2 separate regions of the Mus musculus genome follow, and region 2 is linked to region 1. The links are chromatin loops, found by intact Hi-C in ENCODE. Cell type or tissue: left cerebral cortex. All regions are shown on one strand.

What was found. Hi-C counts contacts between places; a loop is a spot of excess contacts. Peaks named below come from ENCODE experiments on the same cell type or tissue, not always from the same donor. Only the 100,000 strongest peaks of a DNase experiment are listed, where the experiment ranks them.
Region 2: it touches region 1 in a loop (4-fold over the local background); 2 of 42 quality-filtered maps call a loop at or near these places.

What each region holds. Positions count from the first base shown.
Region 1 is chr2:116,834,457-116,842,456 of GRCm38, forward strand. The region is part of intron 3 of Gm13990 (a long non-coding RNA gene); the gene reads right to left. Among named protein-coding and RNA genes, the nearest start is that of Gm13990, 40 kb to the right of the region's middle. In left cerebral cortex, a CTCF peak has its summit at 4,272 (motif pointing left); a DNase peak (open chromatin) is centred at 4,260.
Region 2 is chr2:115,521,352-115,529,351 of GRCm38, forward strand. No RefSeq gene overlaps it. Among named protein-coding and RNA genes, the nearest start is that of 3110099E03Rik, 13 kb to the left of the region's middle. In left cerebral cortex, no CTCF peak of the experiment used is centred here; no DNase peak of the experiment used is centred here.

The sequences.
Region 1 (8,000 bases):
ACAGGATGTCCTACTCCTGTGTCTTGAATCGTACCCCATATGCCATATCAGAGTCTAAAGCTTAACGTTGAGGTCTTTAATTCATTTGAGGTTGATTGTTGTTGAGCAATCTAAGTTTGTTCTTTGGCATGTAGATATCCAGTTTTCCCAGTACCTTTTGTTTAATATGTTATCCCCTCTATGTGTTTTCTGCATCTTTCACAAAAAATCAGGTGACAGTAATTTCATGGAATTAAATACAATGATTTACATGTCTTCTTTTGTGCCAGTGGCATGCTGTTCTTATTACTATAGCCCTATAGTATAACTTTAGATTGGGTGTGGTAATGCTTCCAGCATTACGCCCTTTGCTCAGGATTCCCTTGACTACACAGTGTCGTTTATACTTCCATATAAACTTTAAGGTTGTTTCTTGTGTTTCTGTAAAGAACAGCATGAAACTTTTGACTGGGATTACATTAAGTATGGAAATTAGCTCAATAATCATGAGTTATGCCCCTAGTATGAATAATTAATTATTCTATCTATCTCATAGTATGATTTCAGGTGTGATCATCTTCCAAGGGGTGGTTTCTTGCTCAGAAAAATTGGTGTGGCCCTAACTAGAATGTTAGGACTACACCCAGAACAGAGATTTATTCTCTTGACAAGAAAGAATTTTTTTCTCAACAGGCCTTCATGGCTACTTTAACATTCTATCTCCTTAAAAACCCACAATCTCTTAAGAACCCAACTAAGTGGAATACAAGTTTTCAAAGTATAGCCTTATGATTTTTCTGAATTTCCTTGTTATCTGTTGTGATGTCTCTTATTTGTCTCTAATCTTGTTAATTTGGGCTGTCTGCCTTTCTTCTGGTTAACTATCTTTTCAAAGAACAAACTATTGATTCTTTGTATTAGTTTTTAAAGTTGGCTTCCACTTCATTGAGCTCTGCTTTGGTTTTGATTATTTCTTCCAATCTACAGCTTTTAGACTTTGTTTTTGTTTTTCCAAAATCTTGGGGGACACCATTAAGTTATTTGTTTGTGGTCTTTCTTATTATTTAGTGTAGGCACTTAGAGGTATAATTTTGCCTCTTGGGACTGCCATCATTGTTTCCAAGAGATTTGTGCATGTTGTGTCTTCATTTTCATTTAACTCTAGCAGTTGTTATTTCCTTCTTGATTTCTTCAATGAGACATTCTTCATTCACTAGAGTTTTGTTTGATCTCAGTGAGTTTGTTTATGAGACATTCTTCATTCACTAGAGTTTTATTTGATCTCAGTGAGCTTGTTTATGTTGTGGCTTTTTTTTTTTTCTTCTGTGAACCCAAGCTTCATTCTAGTGTGGTCAGGAAGAATACATGTAGTAATTTCAGTTTTCGTAAATTTGTTGAGGTTTGCTTTGTGTTCTAGTATGTGGTCCATTTTAGAGACACTTTCATGGGAAACTGAAAAGAATGTGCATTCTGTAACTGTAGAGTGGAATATATATTCTGTAGATGCTTCCCAGGGCCTCTTGGTTAATAATAACCACTTCACTCTGATATTTCTTTGATTTTTGTTTGTTTGTTTGTTTGTTATTTTATTTGTTTGTTTGCTTGTTTGTTTTGTCTAGATGGTATGCCCATTGGGGAAAGTGGAGTCTTTAAACCACCCACAATTACTGTATTGGGTTAATCTGTGGCTTACTCTCTATTAATATTTGTTTTTACGGGATTGGATGCTCCTGAGTTTGATATGTGTATGTTGAGAATTGTATGTTTTCTTGGAGGGTCCTTAACAATGGAAGAAACAGAAAGTCTACTTATCCTATGAGACACTGCAGTACAATGAACACAGAGTCAGAAGAACTAGACGCTCTTTGTCAGTTATTGGCAGTATAGTCATACACTGACTTTCCCAGCAAAGTCTTATTTGTGCCGTTGATCTGGCATACTAAATGATGCTTGCATTTACTCTCAAAACTATTCACACTGAGGATCAAATTATAGGGTCCCCTGGTAATATCTAACCTTAAAATTCCATTTTAGGTTGGTGAAGCCCTGTTTCCTCAATTACAGATCTGAGGACAAAACTATGAGAATATACACTGAGTTTCATAAGCATTCTATATATGTTAGGCATTGTTATCATTATATTATCAGAAATGTGAGTCAATAAAGTGTCAGCTACTAAAGTGTTCTTTCTTTTCAAACAGCATTGCTCACTTTTTTTTTTTTTTAGATTTATTTATTCTTTTTAAATTAGGTATTTTCCTCATTTACATTTTCAATGCTATCCCAAAGGTCCCCCATACCCACCCACCCCCAATCCCCTACCCACCCACTCCCCCTTTTTGGCCCTGGCGTTCCCCTGTACTGGGGCATATAAAGTTTGCAAGTCCAATGGGCCTCTCTTTGCAGTGATGGCCGACTAGGCCATCTTTTGATACATATGCAGCTAAAGACAAGAGCTCCCGGGTACTGGTTAGTTCATATTGTTGTTCCACCTATAGGGTTGCAGTTCCCTATAGCTCCTTGGGTAATTTCTCTAGCTCCTCCATTAGGGGCCGTGTGACCCATCCAATAGCTGACTGTGATCATCCACTTCTGTGTTTGCTAGGCCCCGGCATAGTCTCACAAGAGAGAGCTATAACTGGGTCCTTTCAGCGAAATCTTGCTAGTGTATGCAATGGTGTCAGCATTTGGAAGCTGATTATGGGATGGATCCCTGCATATGGCAGTCACTAGATGGTCCATCCTTTCGTCACAGCTCCAAATTTTGTCTCTGTAACTCCTTCTATGGGTGTTTTGTTCCCATTTCTAAGAAAGGGTAAAGTGTCCACACTTCGTTCTTCTTGAATTTCATGCGTTTGGCAATTTGTATCTTATATCTTGGGTATCCTAAGTTTCTGGGCTAATATCCACTTATCAGTGAGTACATATTGTGCAAGTTCCTTTGTGATTGGGTTACTTCACTCAGGATGATACCCTCCAGGTCCATCCATTTGCCTAGGAATTTCATAAATTCATTTTTTTAATAGCTGAGTAGTATTCCATTGTGTAAATGTACCACATTTTCTGTATCCATTCCTCTGTTGAGGGGCATCTGGGTTCTTTCCAGCTTCTGGCTATTATAAACAAGGCTGCTATGAACATAGTGGAGCATGTGTTCTTCTTACCGGTTGGGACATCTTCTGGATATATGCCCAGGAGAGGTATTGCGGGATCCTCCGGTAGTACTATGTCCAATTTTCTATTGTTGGTGGGATTGCAAGCTTGTACAACCACTCTGGAAATCAGTCTGGCAGTTCCTCAGAAAATTGCTCACTTTTTACTTCTTTCATTCATTAAACCGATGTTTGAGAGACTATGGCTGTGTGTCAGAGGCTGTGCTTAGCACGGGGGACTAAGATGAATGAGACAAAATGCCATTAGAAAAGGCTGAAAGACCAGTTCTGTTTTGGATGTGTAACTGGAAGATGACTAAGAGGCAGAAAAGCAGAGCTCACAGATCATCGCACAACTCAATTTGGTTGGAGGCTAAAGCTCCCACAGCCTAGCTTTCACCAGACTGGCCACTTCATTGTTTTGTCTTTACAGGATTAGTAGCAATTCTTAGGGAGTCCTTGATCTTACCTCAGATCTCTCCTAGTCCTTCCTGGCCCCTACGCAGGATTGCCCTTAAAGGCAAAACAAAATAGTAAGCCTAATCCTTGCAATCACTTGGTGCTGGTCAGTCATGTTTATACAAGTCCCACAAACCAACCTCCAGGATGTCACTTTAAAGCTTAATGGCCCTATCTTCGGAACTTTATACGAGCTGCCACAGTCCATAGACTTCAAAACAATACAACATCCTCAACTAAGAGACAGGAAAGGGACATTGATGGGAACCAAAGGAAAGAGAAAATCCTCTCCCAGTCAAACGTCCAAACAAATCACAGCAGAGCCGAGTTTTGGCAAAGGGTCTCACAGGGGTACATTTTCAGGGTGAGCATAAATATCATTCCTTTCTCTGCTGAGTTTTTCTTTGTCCATCAAAACAGCAGCTCCTCTTCACATTAAAATATTGATTTTAAACAAATCCACCAGGAAACAAAAATAAGAATTTGCTAATATTAGGTCCACACATACCAATGTGAACACAAGTCTTTAGTTAGAAAAGACCAGAGAGGACTACATCCAAGCCCTGTTTAACTGCACCTAACTTCTCTATGGAAGTTGGAAAGGACCTGGACAAACCTCAGCCAAACGCCTGCTCCAATGCCCTCCAACAGAAATCAGAAAGCTCCAAGTGCCCTCTTTTGGTCAGCATAGCAAACTGCAAGCTCCTTCTATTGTAGGTGGAGCCCTCTTGGAAAAAAAAGGAATGTGTTTACAACAAAGCCCTTTGCTTAAGAGCAAACCACAGCGATGACCAGACAAATGGAAGTTGCCTCTAGTCAAAGCACTCCCGCTTTCTGAAAGCCTCATTAAATGAGTTTCATTATACATCTCTCATGCCCAGTTGGCAACAAGGCTCATTCTTAAGCCTCCCAAGCAGAACACTGGATTTTAATAGCCTTTCGTCTGAAAGCACATGAAGCTCTGTCTTAGAAGCTGCCTCCAAGGGCAGGTTGTGGCCACTAGTTATTGTTCTCTCCTCTCTGCATTTAGCGTGGACTTCATTCCTTCCCGTGCTGTGGTTAGCTATTCCGGAACTCTTGTTCAGTCTCATGTACCTTCTTTGTAACCCACCACAGGACCTACTTGTGGCAAGGGCTCTATAGCGACTGAAAGAACATGAGATGCCAAAGAAGTCATTTGAAATATCCTCCTCTATCGTCTTAGGATTGCTCGTCTTCTTTCCGTCTGTTTTGTTCCGATTCGCTGGTAAGCTTTTCAGGCTTCCTTGGTAGGATCTCTCCACTTTAAGAATGGCAAGAAGAATTGGATAGGGTAGCATGCACTTTTCAACGTCAAGGACAAAGCTGAAACCCCTTTTTGCTACATCTTAATTAGGTTTCGGTTGCCATGATAAACACAAAGACCAGAGGCAACTTGGGGAGAAAAGAGTTTATTTTCCTAGTACATAGTATACTCTGTCATGGAGGGACAGAGCAGGGACTCAGGCAGGCACCAGAGAATGCCTCATGCTGCTTACTGGCCCGCACTCCACGGCTTGCTTGGCTTGTATACTATACAACCTGGGACCACCTACCCAAGGGTGCCACTTTCCAAAGTGGGCTGGGGCCTCCAATGTCAATCTTTGATCAAGAAAATGCTCCACCTTTGTCTAGGACTCTGCTGTCTGCATTTGGACCCTGTCCTCTGTCTGATTACCTTGTCTAGCCTCAATAGGAGAGGGGGGTGCCTAGTCTTACTGCAATTCAATACGTCATGCATGGTTTTATCCATAGGAGGCCTGCCCTTTCCTGAAGAAAAATGGAGGTAGAAGAGGTTGGGCAGGTGGAGCTGGGAGGAAAGAAGGGAGGAGAAACTGAGGTCAAGATGTATAATTAATTAATTAAAAGAAATGCAAACTTTTTGGGGAAATTAATAAATGTGTATATGAATCTGCTGAGAGAGAGAGATCCACAAACTTATCCACATGTCAATCTGATTGTGGCATTTTTCTCAACTGACATTCCTCTTCCCAGATCAACTTGTGACCAGTTGACAAAAGCCAACCAGGACAGCTAGGTTTCTGCCTTAAGGAATAAATAATTAGCAGTAGATACACAGTTGTGACCCTCAACCTTCTACCACATCAAAGAGCTATGCAGTGGTTTCTGTTCAGGTAACAAATTCAAAATCCACTAAGACAAAACTAAATACAAGATTGTCGTTTATCTGCTGCCTTCGAGAGGCAGCCTGGAGCCACTTTAACATATCTTGAGCGGTATTCCTAAATTAAATATTGTGATGCCTGGCTATCAGTTTTACGATTCCAGCTACTGATGCGCTGCAAACGCACAGTAACATCTCTTAAGTGTGGCACAGTCTTCAGACATTATGCCATGTCTTTCCTGAGAGTTTCTGAAATCATAGAGTGGAGGGAGCACACCACACAGCCTGGGAGGTCTACCCAAATAGCCATATTACGTAGTATTGGCAGTTTACACTTTATTGGTGATTCCTGATAGAGGGTTGAAGATTTACTGGACGTGATTGGATTAGATAGTGTCACTCTCTGCCATGTGTTGGCCCCTAATGAACATGTCAAATGTAGGTAGGACACCTTACTCACTACTGGACTGAAGAAAAGGCTGGCAAAGCAATTGGCAGAACTAAAAACTATAGACCTGGTGCTTGCTATTTTTTTCATCACTGTGGGTAAGTCCCTGACAGGAATCACTTAAGAGAGGAAAGACTTGTTTTCACCTCACAGTTTCAAGGGATTTCAGTCCATCATGCTGAGAGGAGGATGTGTGGGGGAGCAGTTCAGTCTGCATGGGTGAGAGCCCAAGGCAGTATTTCTCACAGGAAGCAGAGAAAGCTAGATCCGAACCAAGCTTGGGCTAAACTTTCAAGTGCCTGTCCAGCACCTAGTTCTTAAAGGTTCCCCAGCCTTCCAAAGCAATGTCACCAATTAGAGTATTCAAACACATGAGCCTGTACAGGAAATTTTACATTGAAATCATTACTTTTGCATTCGTCTTCATGGGCCCAGGTCCATCTCATGGTGCAAAAATGCATTCCGTGCAACTTCAAGAGTCCTCATAGTTTTAATGGCCCCAATAATGGTAAAAGATAGTTTTTACCGAGACTTGAAACAAACTCTTAACCAAGAGCTCCTGTAAAAAATAGATAAGTAAAGTCTCTCGTCTTTCCAATATGCAATGGAAAAGAGTAAAAATGGAGGCTAGAAAGGAAAGATCAGACCAGAATCCAGCAGGGCAAACACTCAACCCTGCATCTCCATGTCTAGATCCCTAAGCGTATGGTGACATGTGGGTCATCCCAGGAGGAGCCAGCCTTGCCTATGCTGCCATATGCAGCAAACATGGCCTCTCTTTTGAGCGGCTGCTTTTCTGTGGTGCATGTTTCAGGCTATGCGTAGCCCCGAGCATCTGAGGTTGCCACTGTGACTTAGTCTTCATCTTCACAGAGTCACACAGTATATCCCCAAGAGAGGACATAAGAAGAGTATGACTATGCTATGTATTGCTTGGCTACACAAGAATTTTTTTTTACCCTGGCACCTCAGTATAAGCCTCCATGAACCCACAACTCTAGCTGTCAGCAAAGACTGCAGTGTCAGTATTGAGTGAATAGCAGCAGACTTTCCCTGCCAGCTCAAGCTGTAGCTGGGCCCCCTTGGACGTGACATCAGTGTTGTCTGGGTATCTGGATCCCCGGGCAGCCCTGTTGGAGCAGAGAGCCCATGATGCTTTGTGATCTTAGACACACTCTTTTAAAAGAAAACATTTTTAAAAGGGATTTGCCTTTTTAAAACTAGAGCCTTCCACAAGTGGGGTCTAGCCCTTTAGACATCTTTGCTATCATCCTAACACCAAGTTCAGCATTTCTCTGAGACGGCACATCTGCCTAGTCTGTTGCTTTAATGAGTTAATCCTTCTTTCCTTAGTAAAGTATATATTTGTCATATCTTCATGCTTTAGTTTCTTCCTATAAATCTGGCTAAAAGTTGTGAGTAATAACCATTCTACAGCCTAAAATTTCCTGTTTCAAATAAATTAATCTGTTACTTTTGAATTCAGTCTCACTCTGATTTTCAGAACATGAGAAAATGTAGCCATTTTTTACCGTAACATAACACGAATGGTGTCTAATACAATTCTTATTCCTGTGCTCCCATTTGAAACTCATGCTCTGATCCACCTTGTCCACATTTCTATCTACATTCTTATCTCCCAAACTTCCACCAGAATGACCCACTCACCTCTGTTGTTCTGACCAATGATGTCTAAACTCCATATTCTTTCTGGACACTGGCTTCAGAGTACTAAGAGTCAACCATGTGATCAGAATTACTACAGCAACAGTCCAACTTCTAAATAGTTGCTTTCTCTTATCACTAGGTCTAACAAGAT
Region 2 (8,000 bases), 1.3 Mb before region 1:
ACACACTTCTGACAGCGTGATACTGTGGGCGATATGGGATTTCTTTTTTCCTCAACAACAAAAGCTGAATTGACTATTTGACTCTATTAGAGTCAGTCCCCCCTAACCTTGGGCAGGTGTTGTAGCTCAGTGGGAAAATGACATTCCTTGGTATGCACTAGGCCCTGGGTTTGATCCTCAGCAGGGGCTGGGTAGCACCCCTCCATGAGATTATGTTTAGAACCACCCCCATTCATTGGAGAGGAGAATGAAATTGAAGTCAACCCTAGATTTACCCATAGGAAACCGTGTGCTGCTGTGTGCTGGGCAGACAGAATGAGGCTTCTCAGGGCATTTACCTGTACTTCCATGTGCAGTCATTCACACCGCGCTTTAATCTCCATAGGATGTTTCCTCTCTTAAGAGATTACAGTTTCTGTATGTAATAATTGCAGCCAAAAACACTTGACATGAGAAATTAAAATCATGAGGTCATTTCAATATTGACACTAACGTTGAAATATTAATTAGTTTAGGATCGTTAGAAAAGTACACTTAGCCCCATAACCACCGTAATCCAAGTTTCTCAAGCCATGGTCTTATGTTAAATACAGGCATGTAAATAAGAACCCAATAAGTAGCTCATTATCGTTTCTTCCTAGAAATAACATACAGTGGGGAAACACATTCAAACTCTTCTAATAAACCTTTGTCAGCACAACAAATGAGATCAAGTTCCATTTTCCTTCTTAAGCTCCTATTTTGAGATTATCTTCTTTTATAGAATCCATTCCATTCATTGGACAAATAAAAACATGAAAACTTAATTAATGTGTTAATCATATATTATATCATTTACCAGTATATATTGGGGAAATCAGAATTTATTGTATTTTAATGAATGGATCAGAAAATCAAATCAAAGTTTCAGAAATGAAGAACCTGGCAATTTTAGAAAAAAATACTATATTATACACGGGCACAATCTTTAAAAGTGGGTGTTAAATTGATGCCTAAAATGTACATTTTTCTTTAGTGTTTTGCCTTCTATTTGTGATATTGCAAAGTGTCACAGGATCGTTACTAATAGACATACCTCCAAAAGGCAAGAAAGTACTAAAATAGAAATTTAGACAGATTGACTCACATGCAAGCAAGGTTCAATGTCATGGGCCCAACATTAGATTGTAACAAAGGTACAATTATCAAGGGCTGTTTAATGTTAAAGGACAATAAATTAGAGATTTGAAACTAGAACGAAGTCAGGATTATAAAAATCAAGAACCAGGGCATAGGATAAGGTCAGGCAGAAGGAAGGGGAGGGCACTGGAAGGAGCAGTGTGTGAGGGGCACAGCCGTTGCCAACTGGACAACATTGCTTTCTCTATTATAGAACTCGTTCCTTTAACTCAGAACAGAGGTGGTCAGGAGAATCAACCATCTGTGGCAGGCTGAGCAACTTGTGTTGCCTGTCCTCCCCAGCCCTGTCATCTCGGTGAATATTATCACTCTGCTTTTTCAGATCATATGATACAAAAGCCCTCACCTACAGTCAAAGGGTATTAGAATACTTAAACTAGAATGGCAGATGAATCTGTATCTTATCCCTTGTCCCTTTCTTATGTGAGAAAGAATAACTGTATGAGGGAGCAGAGCATTACTATGTGTGTGTGATTGTGTGTGCGTGTGTGTTTGTGTGTGTGTGTGTGTGTGTGTGTGTGTGTGAGAGAGAGAGAGAGAGAGAGAGAGAGAGAGGAATAGACATGAACCATTTCTGTTGTTGATTTTCAAGTTTTCTATTAAAGTAGAAGATCTCCTTATTGATTAAGCACTGTCAAAAGTAATAGAAAAACATTAACAATGTCCAAACACAAGATTGCTGGATCTGCTTTGTTACATATTGTATGTTGTGTACTGTGTGTTATGTAAAGTCTAGATAGGCTCATTCATAGTAAATTGCTGGTAACAGCCACTGCTCTCACTCTTGCAGGGACTATTCATGTTTCAATCATCTTTATTCTCCATCCCGAAGATACATCGACTCCTGCTAATTCCTTTACCCACTATATTATGTTCTTGAGGCACTTTGGCTTACTCTTTAAGATACATATATATGTTCTCATAAATACATAATTATAGATAAAATATACACTTAAATTTCCTACTCAAGTCATAGCTTCCAAATTATAAATTGCTAACATTTGCATTTGTCCTTTAGTTGAACAAAATGAAAGTTATGGGACCATCTAGATCTACCTTTCACTACTTCCCTCATAGAGGTAGGATATGCTTTTTGAATAAAGTTGGCCATGCCAATAATTCTAATTCATGATAGAATATTATTCTTCAACTTGTACATCTGGCAGAGTGTTTGGAGGAAGATATAGGTTACAAAACCAGAAAAGGGTGAGGAAAGGGAAAAGGGGGTCTTAAGAAGGGTTAGGGAAGAGAAAACAACAGAGTACCAGGCCTTGTGTGTGTGTGTGTGTGTGTGTGAGAGAGAGAGAGAGAGAGAGAGAGAGAGAGAGAGAGAGAGAGAGAGAGAGAGAGGAAAGCAGGAGGCTTGTGGGAGAATAGAAAGAGAACCAGCTGGAAGGTCAGGGGAGTGGGGAGGGAACTGAATAGGGAAAGAGGATCACCAAAAACAAAGTATATATGAAAAATCCCATAATAAAGCCCACTGCTTTATGATAAATATTAATTTAAACATTACATTGGGATAAGCAATCAGTAATAGACAATGCCATGCTGCCTCCCAGATGGGCCTGTATGTCTCCATTTATTACTGTATCATTCACAGAAGCTAAGATTAGACCTCTCAGAGGCCCATGAATGAACAGATGAGTAAGGAAAACGTGGTACGCAGTCACAATGGGGTTTTATTTGGTTGCAAAGAAAAATAAAATTATGACATATGCAGGAAAATGAATGACAGTAGTTTGTTTCAAAAATATGACAGTCTCAGAAACACAAATATTGCATATTTTCTCTCATATGTATAACAGAACCTCAAACATATTGTATATATAAAGAGAAAGAGAGAGCATGAAGTAGAAGAAAAAATTTAATGAGGGGACAGGTAAATTACATTTTCCTTTATAATAAATATATATATATACACACACATATATATACACACACATATATACACATCTATATATGTGTGTGTGTGATATTTCATGAAAGCAGAAAAAGGACTCTATACAGCAGAGTTATTGAAAGAGAAACTAATATGAGCAAAATATAAAAAATACAAGTATATATATGCACATATATATGAGTCTGTCTAATGAAAGCCATTTTTACACTAAAAAATGTCTTAAATTTTATAAGAATAGCATCCATGTTATATGTGTTTGGAATTCAGTTTTATACATCTCCTTTAACACTAGCAAAGTAAAGTCAGGACAAGCTATCAGTGTTTGAGAACATCCAAAACCATGTTGAACTGTAAGCAGTAATTGTTACTACCCAACCTACGGCCCCTTATGTGTGCTCAATAGCCTCCTCCCGCAACACAAAACCTGTCGACTCTCAGTTTCCCCTGATTCTCCCATCTGTATTCTAGTAACTGTATTAAACAATGAAATAATGAAGTCAGATGACATTAATCTTTCTATTAAAAAGCTGAACTGAATTTGCAAGTGTGTTGGAAATTCAGTATCTGAGAAGGCCCTATGAAAAACAATTTGCATCTTGCCAAAGTGTTTGTCCAACATTTTATTCACTCTCACTCCCCAGTTCATATTTCCAGTCTCCACACCTATAACTGCCTTGTTCTCTAGCTGTCCCCTTTTTGGGCTCCATATGTTTCCAAGGACATATGATGTTTCCAAGGACAAATCAGATATTTCCCCTTTGCTCAGAAATCACCACAGATGTGAGCATTTCTCAGTCTTACCCAGCCTGCTCATGCGGTGTCGTGTGCATAGACCGTTTTCTTCCTAGACCATTTCCCTGCCTCACCAACCCCCAACCTTAGAGTCTTTGAAAATGTTGATCCTTTACTAGTTCCTCACCCTTTCCTTAGGTCTGTGCCCTCTAAGGATTATGTCAGAAGTGCCACCTTAGGCTCTTGCTAAAATGCAGGCTCTGGTTTAGCTGGTCCAGGCTGGGGCTGAAGACTCTGTACCTCCAGGAAGCTAGTGCCACGAGATCTATGTTTAGCCTTTTAGCTTCAGCTCTAGCTCCACTTGTTTGGGGATGCTCTTCAGGATTCCAAGTCTAGACCACTTTCTTTTGACACATGCTCTCATAAATCTGCTTTTCTTTCCTTATTCATCATAATAATCCAGAACGCATAATACTACTAACTACAGACTAATAAAGATTCAATGGCTATTTCATCTCTTATTACACACTCCATAAAAACAAAGAGCAATTTTACTTATCACTGAGTCCTCAAGATACCAGGACCATAAGACATAGTTGATACATTTCTGGGAAAAAAATGGCTCAGTGGTCATATAATGCTTTTGCAGGAGACCTGAGTTCAATTCCTAGCACCTATGCTGGGTGGTTCACAACTGATTGCAACTCCAGGTCCTGGGTTATCTGATGCTTCTGGTATCATGGTTATGTCTGCACTTAACATGCACATACTACTCATATATACATACAGACATACACATAACTAAAATTAAATGAATAATTACTAAATGGATTAGGGCTAGAAGGGTAGACATGTGTTGTAAATCGTTGATATTTGAAATGGAGTGTCTGAAGCTTTTTGGTGAAATGAGAGCCAAGTAGCCTATCACTTCCTTTCTTGTTTGTTTGTTTTCCTTGTCAATTAGAAAATTTCCAAATGTACCTTCTATAGTAGTAATTAATACCAATCTTTTGGTTTTCAATTTTAATAACCTTGCTTCCATTTTTCTACTGTGACTCTGTTGTATCCTGTCTTTAACTGTCTAATCCATTGATGTTTTATGGGGAAATGGTTTTACTTTGATAGCTGTAAATAAGACACACCAAGTACATTTGCAGTTATTAGCTATAGATACAAAACATGGACTCTGGAATTTCACGGATGATATCTGATTCCGACCTTCATGAATTAATGTAAGTACAGCCTTAGAAAAGTAGCTTTCACCTTGTATTTAATGAGGCTATAAGGTTTAAATTAAATGCCTTTAAAAACAATATTGGACCTCCACATTGTAAAAACTCAAAAAGTTTCAATTTTCTTATTGTTTTTATTACTAATGAATACAAGTAGTTAATAAAACTTGTTTCATATGGCCTTGCCATTTATTTAGACGATAGAGACTATAGATTCATAGTACTCCACTAGCTAAGACTTTTAAAACATTACTCAAGTAGGCTCAAAATTGAAGCATACTATGAGTGAATCTTAAAAAAAAAAAAAAAAAAAACCTCTACATAATATTGACTTATATTCAAATCACACTACTCACAGTGTAACTGATTGATTTGCAAAAGGCATAAAGCCAGCCAGTGGAAGTAAAAAGTCCACCATCGGCATAAAATCCAAAACTAATTACTATTTCAATAATTTTGATTCCCCAATAATGTCCTAATAGTCAACATTAAATATCAAGATATCGAGAAAAAGGTTTGAAACACTGATTGTACATTTTATAGAAGAATAAATAAAGTTGGGCAATTTATATTGAAGGCACTTGTCGGCAACCAACCAAAGATGCTATAAAAACATCCTCCAACTCTGAAAGACTGGGAGTAGGGCCCTTAGCAAAGCTTCTATTCAAAGCATACTCAGTGTGCTGGTTCACTCCGTGTAAAAAGCACTTAAGTTTAAAGGCAGCTTAGAGTTAATTGATGATCAACATAAAATATAACAACAAGACAAAATCCGGCATTTAAAAAGAGGGGGCCTTACTGTCTACAAGCAGGGGCCTGGCAGGTACTACCTAGATCGATGGTATAAAGACAGAACAGGATAGATCCTCGTCACACAGTCTTTGGCTGATCGCAGAGGAGACTTTTTAAAATATGAGAGAGAACAAAAAAAAGGGGGGGTGGGATTAGAAAATAGGTTTTCCCTCTGAGCAAAAGTTAATCTCAGCAGCCCAGTAGGGTTTTATGTATGTTTTCATTGCAGTCAGATTAGATGAAAAAGAAACAAATCATTTCTAAGGAAAAGCTTGAAGTAGCCAGAATTTCTCCTGTTACATGTTCCACTTGATGCTTTCAGCTTTATATCTGTTTCTCACAAGTCTTCAAACAGGAAGAGAGAAAAAAAATTAAGGGAGAGAACATAATGATTTGAGTCAGAGAGTGTGTCATGCTTCTATTCAAAATTAAAATTCAGAGTATCTAGGATCATAAATGAAGAGGTGGCAACGCCTCTTTTTGCCCTACAAGAAACTTGAACTGACTTTTACTTACCTCAACGAAAAGCACCTCAACTCAGTAAGCCTTCGGGTGAGTTCAAATCCTCTCTCTTGCTGTCCCCTTTCCCAGCAGAGCCTCTGCAGCCAGTCTTTGGTGGAATAACCAAAGCTCTCCTTTCATTCAGTTTTGAGATTTCCAGGCTGTGCACGAACCTGTTCTTCTAAAGCTCAATTCCATTCGAATCAGGAGAAGAGGACAAGTTCTCTCTTGTGGGATGAGGTTTTAAAAGCATGCATGCTGCGTTTACAAATGTACAGATTCCTGCAAATCAGAAGAATTCCATACAAAAGAAAATTCTTCCATGAAAAGAGAAAAGAAAAAAAAAAACAGTTAATTTCTGGTGTAAGGAAAAATGACATTCCACCCTCCAAAATGTGCCAAGCTGAGGGAAAATGAAACACAACATTCTAAAGGCTGAAGTGTAAGAAAACCCTCTGTCTTGAAGACATCCAAATCTCTCTCGTTTGAACTATTTACACCATATGCGTCCCAATAAGGCTCCTTTCTGATTAAATAATGACAAGTAAGTGGAACCAAAGAGGGCTTCAAAGACCCTTGAATCTTTACACAGCTTTTTGTAATTTCGTAAGTGTGAAATTTAGCTATCATTATACAAATGTTCTAAAGCATAATTTTCTTGGTCTGTAAAATGTGTCTAGGAACATGATGTTGTACTCATGGTAGGCACTGGAAAAAATAGGGGCGAATAAATTAATAACAAATGAATGTTTAGGAAAGCGATGCTAATGACATATGTGTATCTTTTAAATTTTAAAGCACAAATAAATATATGTATATATGTTTAATTTATATATTTGTGGACTTAGGGTGGACAACTGTCGTCTTAGGCCAAGAGTTAACCAAGTAGCTTAGGTGGCATGCAAGAATTTACAGTGCTGGCTACACGTGTGTGGAGCACACAAAGGGGAGAAATTGGACAATTGCTAAGAATCTCAATTGCCTGGCATGCTGTGGGAAAATATTTCTAACAAAATGTTAAGTATAAAAGGCTGGAGAAATGTAAAATAGGAAATCTTTCATTCTAATATGAAACTATACCAGATTAAAGTGGGGGAAAGTCATAGTGGACAGGGTCCTTTTAATTTTGATGAAAGTGAGCATATGCAATTCTATGTGTATGACTGTGTATGCATTCATGTATGTGCACATATGTACAAGGATGTTCATGCACATGTGTGCTCCGGCATGTGGAGACGAGAGGTCAACACTGAGTGTCCTCCTCTACTGCTTTCCACCTTATTTTTGAAGCAAGGCTTCTCAGTGAACTTGGAGCTCACTGATTTGTCTAAGCTGGCTTAGCAGTGAGCTCAGTAGCCCGTTTGTCTCCATCTCCCCCCCCAAGCCCAGCATTATGATTACAGGTGCGTACATTCACATCATTTTTTTTACAGGTACTAGAAACATGAAATTATGTCCACATCCTTGCACATTGTATGGGTGCCATAACATAATAATGTTATTTACAATGTTTGCAACATTCTAAGACTAATAATATGACTATTCAAAAGAAGCCAGATGAGCTGTTTGGCAATTCAAGAGTCTCAAGGCAGACACTTCCTTCACCTCTGAAGATTTAAGGGTGGTATTGGTTGACATCTTCATGAGATTATTTTGAGTTCATC